Linked DNA regions of Homo sapiens: region 2 is linked to region 1. A link is an interaction called in ENCODE POLR2A ChIA-PET data of the cell type or tissue named here. Cell type or tissue: PC-3. All regions are shown on one strand. Each heading gives the region's core, and the rest is flanking DNA. Links, peaks and the distances in the headings are about the cores only. Region 1 overlaps FMNL2 (formin like 2). Region 2 overlaps ARL6IP6 (ARF like GTPase 6 interacting protein 6).

Region 1 (9,335 bases), core at 1,533-6,532:
GCAACGAATACCAAACAGCATTTCTGACAGAGTATTTCTATCAAGCCACCAAAAAGGATGGTTTTAAAAGGGATAATTGTTTCCTCTCCTCTTTTCACTACCTTTCTCCCTTTTTCTCTCCCCTGACTCCAATCTCTGTAGGGTAGGCCAGCATTTTTCTCTCCCATGTGAAAGCTATAGGCCAAAGGAAACCTCTAGAAGAGGAAAGACGTAATGTAAATTCACTTCTAGGTTCAGACCCAACTTTCCAAAACTCCAAAAGCTCAACATACAAAGAGTTGGCATCTGCTATTTGATTGCTTTTCCAGTGTTTCAGAATCAAAGAATCAGAGACCTGGAGTGAGTCTTAAAGGAAAGGAAACTGCTTTTAGGAAGGAAATGAAAAGAAACTTGACTTCTTTTCAACAGCAATTAATTCAGTGCCTTTTCTCAGGTTTGGAGAGCTCAAGAAAATGAAGAGTCCCTTCGAAATCTCAAGCAGAAAGTAGCAAAGATACAAAATGCCTTTCTTTTTCTTCTGAGGTGTGGGAAAAATAACCTCGTCCCACAGCCAATTCTTGTCTGGTACATTGCTGGAACTCGGGACAAACAAATTGGTACTACCAACCATTTGGAGCCTTTTCCTTGACTTATAAGGAAAACTCAGATCCACACTCCATGTCTCACCTCACTCTTTCCTTTCCCTCACCTATAAAACTAAATGCCTAGTCAATGAATAAATTAATGAATACATAAGGGCAAGTTTTAATACTGAATACAACCTAAAACAAATGAACTATAAGACTATCAAAATTGGTAATCGTGGCAGAGACTAGCAGTCGTTGTTTAACAAACATTTTCTTCTCCCCGTGGGTGCTCAGCTAGTCTCCGTTTCTCATCCTTTTTTGCAGGTCCTTGTCAACAAGTAAGAGTGCAGGTGATATGTGCCAATTCCAGGCCTGGCCCACAGACTTCCCAGGTGTGCATTTGCATGTTCTTTCTCCCTTTGACTGGAAAGAGATGACTCCCAGGGTGAAGGGGAAGCTGTGTGTTGAAAATAGCCTCACCTGGGTCCCTGATTGTGTAGAATTTGACCCCCAATGGCCAACAATATCCAACCTGATTATGTAAATTAAAACCTTACTATGTGAATCATTATACATCTTAGTGTCTGTAGTGGGTTGAATGGTGGCCCCCAAAAGATATGGCCATGTCCTAACCTCCTCCCCCAACCACCAGTGAGTATAACCATTTGTGGAAAAAAGGGTGTTTGCAGATGCCATGAAGTTAAGGATCTCAAGATGTGATCATCTCAGATTATCCATGTAGGCCCTAAATCCAGTAACTGTTCTTATAAAAGACAAGAAAAGACACAGAGACGAGGAGAAGGCCAGGTAAGGATGGAGGCAGAGATTGGATTTACACAGCCACAAGCCAAAGAATGCCCAGAGACACCAGAAGGAAAGAGAGGAAAGGAAGAAATCTCCTTTAGGGCCTTGGGAGGGAACAAGGCCCAGTCAACAGCCTGATTTCAGACTTCTGGTCTCCAGGTCTATGAGAGAACACATTTCTGTTATTGTAAGCCACCAAATGTGCAGTAATTTGTTATGGCAGCCGTAGGACGCTAAGATAGCATCTATTCGTTACCCTATCATTTGGTGCACAGAAAACTACAAAAAACCTTATACTACAGTCAGTAATTTACTTAGTAATGTTTTAGGTAGTAATGATACTCATATTTGTTTTGAAAGTTTTTATATGATAGAAAAAGGTAAATAATTATATTACTGTTAGGAATCAAACATTTCATTGTAAAAGAAAGGTAACTATAAAATCAAAGAGATTAAGAAAATTAATGAAAATTGATTTGAAAATATTGAATCCATAAATTCTGGACCTGTATTTTCAAGGTCTAGAAACTTACACTGAGAAGCAAATTCACTCAGCAGCTATAAAAACCTTTTGCATGCACTTCCTCATCTCTAATACTACCTCCCACTAAAAAGAAAAGGGATCATTGGAGAAATGATTTATCCTGGGCCTGGGCAAAGAAGATACAAGTTAAGATACAAAGAAGATATGTTTCATACCATAAAACAAGCTCTCAAGGATTAAGAGGGTCATGTGAAAAGGACACAAGAACCAGCACCAAGGGATTCCCATAGATCAAAGAAGTGATCATATGAGCCTCAAAAATAATATCACATTGATTGAAACATGATGAACCCATGAAAATTCATGAGTTCGTAGTGATATTCAAAAAAGGAGACCACAGAAAACCCACTGGTCATCTTATGAGGTATCTATTAATCCAAATTCTTACTTAAAAAAATGGCAATTGAGGGGAAAAATTCCAGGAATAATTATATTCCAGGATAAACCAAGTCCCAGTTGAAAGCTCTAGTTACTAGTTTACTGTATTAATAGAAGGAAAGAGAGATTAGAAAATAATCTTTTTCCAGTTTGTAATGAAACTGATTCAACAAAAGATTATCAATTGGTTTCAAACCCATTAGGTACAAGGTTGATAGGTAACTGGACGTATATATGGTGACAAAGTGACACCAAACAGAATTCTCTCCAGCACAAGGGGAAAACAGTTACACAATGGGGCCATCAAGTTGTCACTGGCCAAACTTATTTAATGATGGGACAACCAGACATTATTTTTCTATGATATTCTTCACAAAGATGTTCAACATCAATCTGTAATGACTTCAAGTCTAACTTCTAGTTAACAGGAAACTCAGGAGCTAAGGCACCCCTAGGAAACAGGTAAGTGCAGAAAACAAAACTTTCTACAAGAGGGCTTGCCTACTATATTCACCACATGAGCATCATAAACAAAAGTCTACTCCAGTTTAAAGTAATTTAAGGAATACATGGCCAGATACAATATGTGACTGATCCTGTACCAGATTATCATTTGAGCAAACTAGATAGGAAGAACATCTTAAGGAAAATTGAGAACAATAAACTGGACAACAGGAGATATTAAGAAATTACTATTCGTTTTAATTGTGATGACCTTATTTGAATACAAGAGAAAAATTTTATAAGGTGCATACCGATTTTTTTAAAAAAAAGATGAACTAGAAAACAAATACCAAACAAAAAATCTGACTAATGCACAATCAAAAGAATGAATGTATAGAGGGGGAAGACTGGATATCAAAATGATAAGAGAAAACTAAGGGTCAAAAGACAAAATTTGAAAAGAATTAAACAGATCGCAAAAACCTAATAATTTTAAAATAGCATTTAATCATACCACAGTATTGTAAACTTGATAAAAATATAACCAATTTAACATATTAAGTACAGGAAGCATGTCAGTTAGCCAGAGGATAGAAGGAAGGGAGGAGAAGGAGAGGGAGAAATGGCTGTCTGCTATCCCAACAGCTGGGAGTGAGAAGCCAGAAAGGAGTGAGCATAGCTAAATGTAGAATCAAAGCCTGGAACTTGGGAAACAGGGCTAAAAGGCAGACTAAGTCTGAAGTCTAGGAGCAAAAAGGAGGGAAAGGGCCAGGGAAAGGTTATTGCTGGCATCACCATCTTTTCCTTCAGCTTCTTCACCACTGTCTCTGCTCTTCCTATGCTTGCTCAAATGACTCTAACATAGCAGCCACCAACATCAAAATAGGCTATAAAAATGCCACCACTGTCACTACTCATTTAGCACCCCTGGTGCTCCAAGGACAAGTCCTCCTTACCTGGAATGGCCCACAGGAACTAATTTATCAGGATTCTGTAGTACTTGTTTACTAGGCAGGAAAGAGCTTTAACTGGCTCACAAAAACATGAACACTTTCAAAAAAAATAACCAACACTAAAAACCATGGAGATATATTTGCTCTTTAATGTTTTAGAAAATTTAATTCCAATGGCAAATTGGCTTAAATATTGATGCACGTTCTCCAGTAAAAAACCTGCCCTTCTTTTTTAAAGAAATAGTATTTGACCACAAGTAAAGGGTTTAAAAAAAATTATATTCTTAATGATTAAATACATGTATATGGTATGGGTCAGCTGTGTTGAAAAAGACAAGAGATCACCTCTCACAATGAGAGTAATGAGGCTTCTTAGTGCCACTGGCCTGACTCTGCTCCGGCTGAGTGGCAGCAGAGGGCTTCCCCTTCCCTAGATCAGGACCCATGCCAAGCCTGGAGAGATGCAGTCTGACCTCCCTGAAACGCTTCGCACAGGAAGCTGAGTCTAAGTGGCTACAATTTCCTGCTACCTCTTCACGCTCATCTTTTGTTTTGTTTTTTAATCTGCTTCTCTCCATCGCTTTATATAAGTAAAGAAAGGGGAGATTTTCCATGTCTCACCCTTCCGTTGGGCCCTTGCCCCAAGGCTACTATGCAAAGCAACAGCCAGCTATCAGGAGGCAAGGTCCACTCATGCCAAATCACCACAGAAAATAACCAATCACACCCTCAGCAACAGCAAACACAGAAGGAAGCTTTTATAACCCAGCATAGGGATGGCACCTCTAACAGCTTCTGGACTGGATTATATGTTGGTGGAATCTACACCCATCTGCATTAGTCATCTCCAATGTCCTGAATTCTTTGACTAACCACTTCCACTTGATCATCCAGCAGGGGCACAGTTATGAATCCACAACCTGTAAGTTCTGTAGGCACCCCCTAAATCATTTGAGCAGCCACACACAAAACTTCGGTAAGAAACCCTTACCTACTATAATTTTTGCTTCAATGGCTTGTTTCCAGATCCCTGGTATAACAGGCAACAAATGAAAAAGCTTGTGAGTAGAGTTTGGAAACAGATGTTCTCGTTTCACTATCTGGGTGACCTTGGCATTGGCCTACTCATTTAGGCTCTATGAACCTCAGTTTCATCATCTATAAAATAAGGGGCTTGGGAAACAGATAGGAAAGGCGAAGGGACGCGCACTTCACTCCACATGCTCCTCCACAAGCTTTCTTGGACAAGCATGTGTTAACTTTTTCAATAGAAAAAGTAAAGTCAGAGTGGCTTGGGATAAATGGTCTCTAACAGCCCTTCTAGATATAAATGATCTAAAAGTCTAAATTCATCCAGGATCTCTAAACCCCCTAAACCAGCATTTATCCACAGTACCCACTGTGCTAAGAGTTCTAAACTTACGGGAAATGGCCAAAGCTCCAAAACCAAAACGTGCAGCACAGGGTCTGCACCAAAAACTGAGGCACAAGTGAGATTAAGGGGCTTTCTCTCTTTCCATAAGTGTAAATGCCACTGAAAGAGCTCTTACAGCTAAGTAGCTTCAGGGGTTTTATTTGCAGTTATCAAAGAAACCTGACATTTCTAGCTTTCTACGCTCACACTACAAAATTTGCCTCTGTGTCCCCACAGAGTCCTTAAATTAATAATGTCTTCATGGGAACTCTGTTCACCTACTATAACACAGAAATGGGTACGCTGGGATACACCTCACTGCACCCAAAATCCAGCACAGATGTCTCTGTTCCGTGGCTTCCGTAGCCCCACTCCCTCCAGAATTAGTTAGACACGTCTCCCATGTTACTTTCACCTTTGAGACCCACTAGAAGCTCAGGTCATCTTTGTATTTATGCAATGAGTCAGGAAAGGACCAAGAGGCATTTCTGCAATATTGTTACTATAGAAAGCTCTTTGGGATTTAATCTTAATTTGGTTAAATTTGGGACAGAATTTCTGGAATTTATTCTCTATTCCTATCAGCATCTGTCATATTAAGAAATATTTATCTTCAACATGAATGTATTTAGTACCACTGAATTATTACATTTAAAAATGTTATCCTTCTCTCTTTAAAGTAATTCCTAAAAATGAGCAGTGAATTGCTTTCCTTTACCAAAAGCAAACCACACTGACAGGTAGAGGAAGGTGAGAAGGATATGGAAACAGCAAACTTCTGCTTAGTCTTCCAGGCCACCTCTTTCAACTGCTTTTTCCCTTCTGCCCTCTCTGCCAATAATGCAAGCTTCCTCTCCACTGTCTTCCATATTAGCCATTATTTCTTTCATTCAACATGTTTTCAATAAGCACGTTTCAAGCACTAAGCAAGTTGTTAGAGGCCCATATCCTAAAGGAACTTACTCTTGAGGGAGACACACTTAAATAAATACTTACAAAACAAAGTGATAGACTAATGCAATCATACAGAAGTATGAAAAAATGGATGCCCCAAATTAAATAATGAACGGCCACTTCATGATAAAGTCAAGTCATGAGAAAGCATTTATTGTGACACTCCATATTTGCTTCCTTAGAGAGAAGCAGAACAGATTCAATGCACTAATTTGTACAATGCCTATAGCATAGAGAACATTTCAGTTTAGTTATCAATGCAAGAATAATCTTTGTTCACCAGTAATGCTGATATATTTAAATATATCTTGTTCAAAATGATAATTTACAAAAGTTTACAACTTCATGTAAGTTTTTTTCAGTGAGGATATCAGTGTGGAGGGAAAATGCAGGCAGGAATAATGAGATGAAGCCATGGATGAGGTTGGTAAAACACATGTCATTGAAGTACTGTGTAGTTGGTATAAATGGTCTCTTATAAGCATTTATACCAAATTTGTGGCTCAGGCCACAAATCTGTCTCTGAGCATCTTAGCAGCCAAGGAAAACAATGACCAGTTCCATGATTCACCATGTCCATATGGTAATTTTTCATGAAACTGAAACCTGAAATAATTTCTCCATAAGTCCTCACACTCTTATTTATATAGTTTCTTTTGGAAATCAATTTCTTTAACATTATCTATCACTTTGTGTACCTTTCCTGTTAACATGTATCCTAAATAACATATACTATATCCATGCTATATGCTTAAGTAAAATTAATATTTGTATCCAAGAAGTAAAATTAATATTTGTATTAATATTTGCGTGCACACGGCATTGGGGCCCGGGGGTGTCCTGTATGTTGGATATCAACACCACCCCACAGTCATAATTTTAAGGCTTCACAAATAAGGTTGGTAGTAATATTTTTAGACTGGAAATCTATAGCTGAGGCTTTTTCTGACAGCATCATATAACAGCTATTCAAACCATAAAGTATGTTTGGATAACAGATAATGATATATTTGTCTATTAGTCTGTTTTTGCACTGCTGATAAAGACATACCTGAGACTGGGCAATTTTCAAAGGAAAGATATTTAATGGAGAACTCACAGTTCCATGTGGCTGGGGAAGCCTCACAATCATGGCGGAAGGTGAAAGGCATGTCTCATATGGAGGCAGAAAAGAGCAAAGAGTTTGTGCAGGGAAACGCCCCCTTATGATAACCATCAGATCTCATGAGACTTACTCACTACCACAAGAACAGCATAGGAAAGACCTGCCCCCATAATTCAATTACCTCCCACCGGGTTCCTCTCATAACATGTGGGAATTCAAGATGAGATTTGAGTGGGGACACAGCCAAACCATATCAACTTGATATAACTTTCTCTGAATCTTTTAAGGACAAGTTGAAAATAAAAACAGTAACAGTCACAATATTTAATATCTGGGCCCTTCAGCAGCAACAGAGGCAGCCACACAAGTTTAGAGGCACCTACTATGTGCCCAGTATTATTCTATGTACTTTACGATCAAACAAAATCAACAATAATTTCTTGGAAGCATCTCAGTCACTAATCAAATATTCCCAATTTTCTCAAGAAGTCTTTTTAATAATTAGCTTGTTCAAACTGGGATCCAAAGAAGATCCACACAAACATATTGTTATTTCTCTGAAGTTCTCTTCTTTTTTCCTATCTCTGTCGCAGAAGCAAATATCTTGTTTTTCAATCATGATATTGACATACCATAAAATTCACACTGGATCTCTTCTTTCATTACTTTTTTCATAAAAGAAAGTGTCACTGTTTCTTACCTGATCACAAATCAGTTCCCATTTTTTCTCATTATCATACTGCCGCAGTAACCTGGCTTTGTCAGGAGGTAGGTTCATAGCATTCTGTTTAAAAAAAATAAAGAGAGAAAAGATGTCACATTCCACAGCAGGCTTCCAAATTGGTAACTTGCAGGCAGACCAAATAATACCACTATGGTTTTTTCATGACTTTCTCTCAATTCCTAGTATCTGATTAAACCAAAACACCCACAGAAGTCACTTAAACATCAAATCGGTTAGATGAGAGGCGGGAAATTCTGAAGTTCTATGGTGGGACATGTGAGATGATCTGCTTTGAACAATCAGACTTGCATTTTAGCAAAGGTGATGCCTTGTCGCTTTGGCAGACTCCCTTTCTACTCAACAAAAAGGTCACAAGGTATCCAATTTCTTTGTAAAGCACTGTAGCCCCACCAGACACAAAACAGAAAACACCAAAAGAGAACACAATGATCAGAATCACTGATAGATTCAAATTATACTCACTTTGATAAACAACTATGAGGAAAAGAATTAAAAAAAAAAAAGACAACAATGCAACTATTTTTTGTCCCCTCTGTGAGATGACAGTATTCCTTGAGGACATATGTTAACATTTATGTCAACATTAATAACCACAATTCTCAGTTGAGCTATATTGGTTTATGAAGGTGAGTTTGCAGTAGGAAATTAATCATGAGGCAAAAGAGATGTCCAGACATCAGCACTCGTATAAACCCTCCTCTTAACACAGCACACCTTCTGTAGTGCTGGTCATGGATTTTTTCCCAGGTACTTTCACATGTCATGAATCTAATGTCCCAAATGACCAATCATACACATTTTTAAGATACTAGGTTTGGATGCAAAGTGAGGTCTTTGGCAAAAGACCATGGCAGAGTAAGAGAGCCTCAGAAAGAATTCAGATCTATTCTTTTGGCCTCCCCAAAGTTCTCATGTGCTAAACAACTGAGCTAAGTAGTCAATTAAAGTATTATACCTATTTATCATCCTGTCTATCCCCTGGCATCAGCACTCTAAGTCACACCTATTCCTAAATAAACAATGTAGTCCCTTATCTGGGTCAATATTCAAGCAGACAAATGCAAAGGTCTTGAACTTTTAATACTCAAGCTCCTAGCTCTCTGAAGGACTTGGCTTAGGGAGAAACAATTCCCCTGGTCATGGTTATTGTCTTGTGTTATAGGGTGAAACAAGTTTAACAGAGGCAAAGGTGAGTATGCTGTCCTGACTTAATGATAGAAAATCAACCACTGATTATGATAAATTAAACCAAGCATTTTCCCTTAAACTCAATCTAACATCTAGATTGGTATGCCTTAAGTATATCTGCCACCTATTTGAGTCTAATCCATCAGATTTTACAATAACCTGTCTTTAAAATATTTAATTTAATTTTTTTTTTTTTTTGAGATGGGGTTTCACTCCTGTTGCCCAGGCTGTAGTACAATA
Region 2 (9,335 bases), core at 2,499-7,498, 200 kb before region 1:
AGGTAACATCAGAATTCAGATGGAAAATGTAAGCATATTTTTCTTGGAAGAATAATAGTTAATTCTAAAATTGACATGAAATAATAAGCAAAAATAGAGACTAGTCCAACCAAATATTGAAATAGTATAGGAACTGAATACCTAAAACGGTGTGTACTGATATACAAATAGACGACAGGGCCGGGCGTGGTGGCTCATGCCAGTAATCCCAGCACTTTGGGAGGCTGAAGCAAGAGGATTACTTGAGGCCAAGAGTTTGAGACCAATCTGGCCAACACGGTGAAACCACCTCTACTAAAAATACAAAAATTAGCTGGGCATGGTGGTGCATGACTGTAATCCCAGCTACTTGGGAGACTGAGGCAGGAGAATCACTTGAATCCAGAGGCATAGGTTACAGTGAGCAAAGACAGCACCACTGCACTCCAGCCTGGGTGACAGAGTGAGACTCTTTCTCAAAAACAAACAAACAAACAAACAACAGAACGAAGCAGAACACAAGATTCGGAAGAAGGCCCAAATAGATTAATAAAAAATGTTACTAATTCAATGGGGTGACCACTTACAAAAAGGAAAAGAAGTTAGATCCATACCAGATACCCTATACCAGACTAAATTCTAAAACGTACCAAATAATCTAAATATAAAGTTGTAGAAGCAATCATTGGAAAAACTGGAAAAGTCATTTATAGCCTTGGAGAGATAAAGACCTTTCTAACCATGATACAAAAATTCAAGACTCATATAAGACACAGAATTTCAACTATATACAGTCAGCCCTTCCTATCCACAAGTTCCGTATCTGGAATTCAACCAACCTTGGATGAAAAATATTTGGAAAAAAAAAAAGTAACAATACAACAATAAAAATAATGCCAATCAAAACCAATACAGTATAACAACTATTTACATAACATTTACATTATATTAGGTATTAGAGAGAGTAAATGGGAGGATGTGCATAGGTCATATACAAATACTATCCAATTTCATATAAAGGACTTGAGGATCCAGATTTTGGTATCCAGAGGGGGTCCTGGAACCAATTCCTCATGGATACTGAGGGACAACTGTATATAGGTAAACACACATATTACTATATATGCATAGCAAAATAAAATGTCAAATTGAATGACAAAAAATTTTTAAATAAAACATACCTTTGCAACTTACAGCATAAGGGAAAATTTCCTGCTAATACAGATAATTCCTAGAAGCCAATAAAAAAAAAGACCAGCAATCCAAAATCCAAATATAAAGTTAAATGCAATTGCAGAATAAAAACTACAAATGTTAAAACATGAACAGATGCTCAATTCAATACCATTAATAATCAGAGAAATTAGGTATCATTTTTTCATCAACTGACAAAAATCAAAAAGTTGGATAACATTCTCTGATGCTGAGGCTGTGAATAAACAGAAACTCTTCATGCATGGCTGTTTTGGAGAGTAAATTGTTTTAATTTCTATGGAGAGCAGTTTGGCAGTATCTGTTAAAATGATGCACATATATGTTCTTTACTCCAGTAACTTTATATGTCTTTAGGACAATATATCTCTGTATATTATAATATACAATTTTATATATATATACCTTTGTATATTATACAAACCTGTATAAAATGATGTATATACAAGATTGTTCTCTGTAGCTTTGTTCATAATAACATAGATTGAAAACAACCTAAATTATCAGTAATGAAGGTAAAGGATTGGTTAATTAAGTACATCCATACAATAGAATACTATGCAGCTATAAAAATGAATGAGGAAGCTCTTTAGGTACTGATATGGAAAGATCCTGAAAATATACTGGTGAGCTGAAAAACTGAAAGTTCAGAACAGCTCTATGCATTTGTATAAATAAGGGGAAAATATGTATTATACACATACATATATACATATGTTGTATATATGAAGAAATGTATATTGTACTTAGATATTTTAAAAAATTTCTGGAAGGATGTAAGAATTTAACATTGGTTCTCTGAGGAGGGAGGAAAGAGTGGTTGGGAGAAAAGAGTAAGCCTTTTCAGTCTATACTCTTTTACACTTTTTGAATTTTGACCCATATGACTATTCTACCTATTCAAAATAGAACTAAGTAAATTTGTAAAAAATAAAAAAATTCAGTCAGGTAGTACTTTTTGAACAGAGGAGCAGCAAGGAGGTCGTATCAGAATCTTTGTGGACTCATTTTTAAACTGCGTCTTTAAAACAGGTTTCTGAGAGTGTGTTCCATGCCTCAAGAATACAGGAAGAGTTGAGAACCCTAGCAGATGACTTACGAATTATCAAATTTCCTGACTATACAAATTATCCACCAGTCTTATTTTAGCAAGAAGCAGGTAAAAAGTACATGCAATGGACTGTTTGTAAATCTTGTGAAGCTCAGTAACAGACTGAAAAAACTGTTAAAGTACAGACTCAGAAGAATTATTAATAGAAAGTGTGGTAAATTATATCTCCTGATAGTTCCCTCCTCCCATCTCCCACCTGTTAAAGAGCTAATGGGCTCTGTGTTCATTTCTCCAGAAGAGGGATGTGGCAAAGCAGAAAGAAGAAATAGCCTGTTTTTCTACTTTACATTGCACAATATTTACAGAAACCAGTGTACAGATATAATCAGGGATAGGAGTGTGGATAAACACAATATGTCTTGAATGCACAGCAAAGACAATGAGTTGATTGGAGTACAGATAAAATGTTTGTGTGGAACAGGGAGAGAGTGAGGGGCTTATCGACAAGTGAGAAAGATTTCCTTAGTTTAAATAAAGTAGGTTGTATGCATGTTTGCACTTATGTGTGTAAATGGGGAAAGGGAGTAGTGCTACTGGGGCTTCCTGACAAAAGCATCTAGAAAAGCCCATGCAAAACCACACAGGGAGTATAGCTGTGTACAGTATCTTGGTAGGTAAGTACAGAGCCAAGCCTGCAGATGCCTCTGCCCTAAGCCTGGCATAGAAACACCACATGGTCATGTGGCTGGAAGTTGCCACATCTGAAACACCATCCTGACCACAATAAAAGATACTTCAATACTCACTATAGCAAATGTCTTGAGGATTAGTCTGCACCTTCACCCCAATATCCTGGCACAGTATCCACCTCTAGCACCTCAACCCAACCTGGAATTGGGTGAACAGAACCTTAGAATAACCTTCCTACCAATCTATCAGGATAGAGGGTAAAAAAAAAAAATTATAAGATTTAGTCTACAACTACAACTTAGGGGTTGCTATACTGCCAAATAGCTGTTATTTGCTATTATTTAGATGACTATGTCTAAAGAGGGGAGAAAATAATTGACAAGTTTACTCAAAGTTTAACATACTTCTCCAGAACAAAGATGATAGTTAAGAAAAATAAAGTGTTTGGGGACTGCTATAGAACGATGAAACTTCTAGATAAGTGAGGAAAGACACAAAGTAACATAAAAATAATCAAATGTGAGGCTTTCTAAAGCCTGTTGAACTTTTTCACTTGAGTGCTTTAATAGGGTACCTGTCAAATTTAATACAAGAATATTCTTGAGTTTTTCCAAAATTACTATTCCACAATCTAAGTACTTACTTCGCATTGAGCATTTTTATTATTTTATGTTCATTTTAAACTAATCAGAAGCTGCATCATGGGTAAGTCAGGTCACAATGATAGGGGTAAAAAAAGTACATTGCAATATTGTGGTCTAGAAGTGTTTATGATTCGGGAAATTACCTAATTCATTTGCAAATAAGCAGAAAAGCCACAGAAAATGGTAACTCCCCAACAACTAAATTTTTTACAAGTCAGTACCTGCAGAATCCTCATGCTAAAATTTTGATGTTTTATAAGCCCTTAGAAAGAATTAACAACTTTAAAAAGAATATAAAAATGAAAGCATATTAAATGAAATTCTTCCTTCCTCAGTTTGCCAATTTCATTCCTAAAAGTGATCAGCTAAGAGTCTGGTGTGCATCTTTCCAAAAATTATATACATATCTAGGTAATACAGGTACATATATAAAGCTAGTTATATATAAAACGTATATATATCTTCTCAGCTTATTTTCCACAAGTGAGATTCTCACCAGAAAAATGGTTCTGCATTTTGCTTTTTTCACATATTCTGGAGACCTTTCCTATCAGCACCCACAGCCACAGTTCTGTTGTGTGTGTGTTTTTTTTTAATTCTAGCTTTTCTCTATTACAAACAATGCTCCAAGGAACATTCTTGTATTTAAGGGTACAGTTGTACAAGGACATAGATGTTACAAATTTCCAGAATAACTGCTACCAAAGGTTGCAGGCTTTTAAATAAATACACACATCCTTCGTTCTTCTCTACAGCTCAATATTCATCAGTTGATGAAATGATGTGTGTGCATATATGTGTGTACACACACACACACACACACACACACAGACAAAGTCTGGCTCTGCCACCCAGGCAACCTCCACCTCCCAGGTTCAAGCAATTCTCTGGCACAGCCTCCCAAGTAGCTGGGATTACAGGCGCCTGCCACCACACCCAGCTAATTCTTGTATTTTTAGTAGACACAGGGTTTCACCATCTTGACTAGGCTGGTCTTGAACTCCTGACTTCATGTTCCACCCGCCTCAGCCTCCCAAAGTTCTGGGATTACAGGCGTGAGCAACTGTGCCCAGCCAAAGTGATGTATATTAATTTTTTTTTTTTTTTTTGAGAAGGAATCTTGCTGTGTTGCCAGGCTGAGTGCAGTGGCGCAATCTCGGCTCACTGCAACCTCCGCCTCCCAGGTTCAAGCAGTTCTCCTGCCTCAGCCTCCAGAGTAGCTGGACTACAGGTGTGCACCACCACATTCAGCTAATTTCTGTACTTTTAGTAGAGACGAGGTTTCACCATGTTGGCCAGGCTGGTCTTGATCTCTTGACCTCATGATCCGCCTGCCTGGGGCTCTCAAAGTTCTGGGATTTCAGTCAGACGCCACCACGTCTGGCCAATGAAATGATGTATACTAATCTTTTCCATCAATTGAAACCTCTTAAGACTGTTTTCATCCAAAGCAAAAACAGGGATGGGTAGGAATTTCCTATCCCAATCCCTTTGCTGGAATATTATAGACACCTATCTAAGGGTATATTTGTTTTGGCTTATTTTTCAAAATAAGCCATTCTGGTGTCAGGGAGCAGTTACTCTTCTAAAAATATGCTGGCAACTTTATTTCTATAAAACCTTCCAGCAAAAGAGGCTGTTATATGCTCTAAATATTTTCATTTTGTTTAACAGTTTTAGCTTACGGGGATGAGGCAACTTTCAAGAAGTTTTATGAAGTCAGACACAGAGGCACCAATTTACACATATTATATATAATCAGAATACACCAGAAAAAAACAAAACTCTCATGGTTCCTATACTAGGGAAAGGTTTCCTATTAAATAAGTGTTAGGCAATCAATTGCACACACTTCATAAAACTTCATAAGTAAACAATGGGATTAAACGTGACTGTATACTAGTAATTTCCAAGTCCTGGGTAAGAGATTCTGACATTTGAAATGTTTAAATAAACTGGTATACTTATATTATGAAATACAATGCAGTCATGAAAAAATGAGGTAGACCTATGTATACTAATACAGAATATACTCCAAAAGGCACTTTAACAAGGCTGCAAAATATACATGATTCCAATTATATTTTTCCTATAACAGTGAAAAAAACATGTATTTTAAATGACTATACATATGTAAACAAAGAGAAAAAGATGTAAAAAGACACACAGGTAGATCGGTGAAAGCCTTTGCTTTAATTGTTGGAATCTTTCCTGGTGAGATTAAATTACTTACGTAACTAATGCATTTTATGATACTAACAATGAAAATACAATACAATCATACACTGATGACAGGGATATGTTCTGAGAAATGCATCATTAGGTGATTTCGTTGTTGTTTGTACATCACAAGAGCGTACTTACAAAAACCTAGGTATATAGCCTACTACACACCTATGAGCTATACAGTTATATCCTATTATTCCAATGCTACAGACCTGTGCGGCATGTTACTATACCAAATACTGCACGCGACTGTAATACAACAATAAGTACTTGTGTATCTGAACATACTTAAATATAGAAAAGGTACAGTAAAAATACAGTGTAAAAGATAAAATATGGTACACCTGTATAGGGTACTTACAATGAATGGAGCTTACAGGACAAAGAGTTGCTCTGGGTCAATCAGTGAGCGAGTGACTGATGAGTGAAGGTGAAGGCCAAGGACACTACTGTCCACTACAATAGACTATTATAAACACTGTACACTTAGGTTACGCTAAATTAAAAAATTTTTCTCTTCATTAATAAATTAACCTTAGCTTACTGTAACTTTCTTACTTTATAAATTTTAAAATTTAACTTTACCCTTTTCTACTAACAGTTTAAAACAAAAGGACACTGTACAGCTGTGCAAAAATGTTTTTTCTTTATACCATTACTCTATAAGCTTCTATTTCTAATTTTTTAGTTTTTAAACTTCTTTGTTGAAATCTAAGACACACACACATTAGCCTAGGCCTACATAGGGTCAAGGTAATATCACTGTTTTTCACTGTCACATCTTTTTCCACTGAAAGGTCTTCAAGGGCAACAACATGCATGAAACTGTCATCTCCTATGACAACAATGCCTTCTTCTGGGATACCTCCTGAAGGACCTGCCTGAGGCTGTTTTACAGTCAACTTTTTTTAAGCAGAAGTAATATAATCTAAAACAATAAGAAGCATAGTAAATACATAAACCAGTAACATAATTGTTTATCAAGAATTATGTTATGTACTGCACGTAATTGTGCTGTATTTTTTTTTATGACTGGAAGGTTATATAAAACTAGATTGGTAATAGGTTGGTTTATACCAGCATCAACACCAACATGTGAGCAATATATTGTACTACCAAGTTAGGACAGTTGCAATGCCACTAAATAGGAATTTTTCAGCTCCACTGTAATCTTATGGGACCACCATCATACAGGCATATATGCAGACCACTGTTGACCAAAATGGTATGTGGTGTATGGCTGTACTTAGCTAACTTTAAAAGTTGTAAAAACTATTACCAGCTGGCTACTAATAAAACTTAGATGTATCATATGCATGAAACTAACCATCAATTTTTAAATGTTTATGTAAGCAAATGTTCTCAACTTTATTAGATTCTATAGTTTTCTAACTTGAGAGGATGACCATTATTTTAAATAATTTGGTATCCTCTCTAAATCACATTCTATAGATAGCTCAAGTCTTTAAATCCCTAGAGCAAAGTGTCTCTTTACACGTCAAAGCCAAGTGCAGGAGCAGAGGAAAGTGCTCTCTCCTCTCCTGCCAATGCAACATGAGCATAGTGGGTGCAGAGTGCATGGTAGCTATAGCAGTTACACTGGTTAAGGCCTTCACCCAATCGCCCGACCACCTGCAACCCAGACTGTAGCATTTCTACATCTTTCTGTTGAAACAGATGAGGAAGGTGATCCTCTGACAGATTAAGTGACTGAAATTTCAAAAATAAATAACACCTGTAGTTCCCAACATTGGTAAATCATTAGATTCACATGGGAAAATTAAAAAAAAAACCCAACACTTTTATTACAGATCATTTCAAACACAGGAAAAAGTTGAGAGAAGTATATAAAACTCATATACCCATCATCCAGCTTTAAACAATTAATTCATGGGCAATCCTGTTAAATTTATATTCTCCTCTGAAGCTTGTAATCTTCAGTATAACAGGGAAAACAGTCATCAATATTTTTATCATATAAGTCCAAAGAGGCTTTTTTATTTCCTTTATTTTCATGACACTTGAAGAATAATTTAGAGAGCAAAAAGACAGCAGGAAAAAAACTTTGTTAAAAATTTTCATAAGAAATAAATACAGCAAATCCGAATTTCAATTCCCAGTTTCCCTAAAGTCATGTACACCAAAAATGGGCACGACCTGAGTGCAAATAATTGCTTACTAACTTCATGTATGAATCTACAACATATCCATCTTGTAAATACCACTTCCAGATTTCAGATACATCTCAAATTGGTTACAGCTTGTCATTATTCCTGCTTTTTTTTTTTGCACTTGCGTCATTAAAACACAATGTTTGAAGGAATTTTTAAGCCTTTCATGGCTTATTTTGACGAAAAGAGGACAACAATCTTCTTTGCTCCATAATTTGTAACATATTTTCATTTTTAGATTACAAACAATTCAAATGGTCAACCCAATAATTCTTTTTTGCATTTTTTTTTCCAAATCACCTTTGTATACACATCTGCCCTTAGCATCTGTCCACTTACAAACAGTATCAAATAAATTAGGATGCAGACCTCATAAAAGATGAAAAAAATACTTAAAGTCTTAGGAAAGTCTTACTGGAATCCTAATTCCATCATAATTATTTTATTCTTTCGACCATAGTTGAGAATTGATGAGTAATACTAAAATAATGAAATAGGAGAATGTTTTGAGAAAGAACAATATGTGACCACTAAAATCCCAAAACGTATTTCAAAATTAAAAAATGTCCAATAGACCAATGTGGTAATTTCAAGATCAAATAAACTTTATGAGAAATATAGCTCAGTTTTCTTTATTCTTTTGAAGATCCCTAAGAAAGAATAAGTCATGAAATTTCAATCCTTACAAACAGAACTGCTCGAAATAATTCAGAAATGAAAAATGGTCCAATGAGCCCTGATTGTACAGTGTACACTGACACATACAGCCAATTAAGTTACTTCGATTCAGTAGATAATTATAGGGTCTAAGATTCCGTAAAAGCAAAAAAAGAAAATCTCCAGGGTCTTCGTTTTTTTGCTTTTTTTTTTATGTCAGGTTTGGGAACTACTAGGCCAGTGGTGTTCAAAGTATATATAGCCCCCTAACTAGCAGCATGCAGAGCATCAACTCAAAACTTGTCAAAAATGAAAATTCTTGGGCTCCATCTCACACTACTGAGTCAGATATTCTGCACCATGTGAAGAGCAGCAAAATTTATCTTTCAGGTGATTCTGATGCCAGCTAACTTTTGACTTCATTAGCCTAAGAAACGTCCCTCCCAACCACCAAAGTTGGACTACAGAGTACCACACAATGTCAACTCAATTTATTGAGATTTAGGGGTCCTAATGTCTGGTTCTTATTACTGCTTTTATGTGTTAAGAAGAGTCCTGTAATAATTTCATGACTAATAATTTAGCTGCACATGGCTAATTCTTGCTGATAACCCATTCTTTTTCTGCCTTGCTATACTACCTAGACTATCTATGGTATAAAAATTATAATACATACTTTCTTGAGTTTTGGTTTAGAAGAAAATA

The links. ChIA-PET counts read pairs that join two places held together with the same protein. Peaks named below come from ENCODE experiments on the same cell type or tissue, not always from the same donor. Only the 100,000 strongest peaks of a DNase experiment are listed, where the experiment ranks them.
Region 2: POLR2A ChIA-PET joins it to region 1 with 5 read pairs; 3 of 35 experiments call an interaction of 5 or more read pairs at or near these places.

Annotation. Positions count from the first base shown.
Region 1 is chr2:152,520,554-152,529,888 of GRCh38, reverse strand. It overlaps FMNL2 (formin like 2), which reads right to left. Exons shown (of 26, transcript NM_052905.4): 2 at 7,863-7,946. Among named protein-coding and RNA genes, the nearest start is that of FMNL2, 190 kb to the right of the region's middle. In PC-3, for the core only: no CTCF peak of the experiment used is centred there; a DNase peak (open chromatin) is centred at 4,388; H3K4me3 peaks cover 923 bases; H3K27ac peaks cover 1,726 bases.
Region 2 is chr2:152,724,406-152,733,740 of GRCh38, reverse strand. All of the region lies in intron 2 of ARL6IP6 (ARF like GTPase 6 interacting protein 6), which reads right to left. Among named protein-coding and RNA genes, the nearest start is that of ARL6IP6, 10 kb to the right of the region's middle. In PC-3, for the core only: no CTCF peak of the experiment used is centred there; no DNase peak of the experiment used is centred there.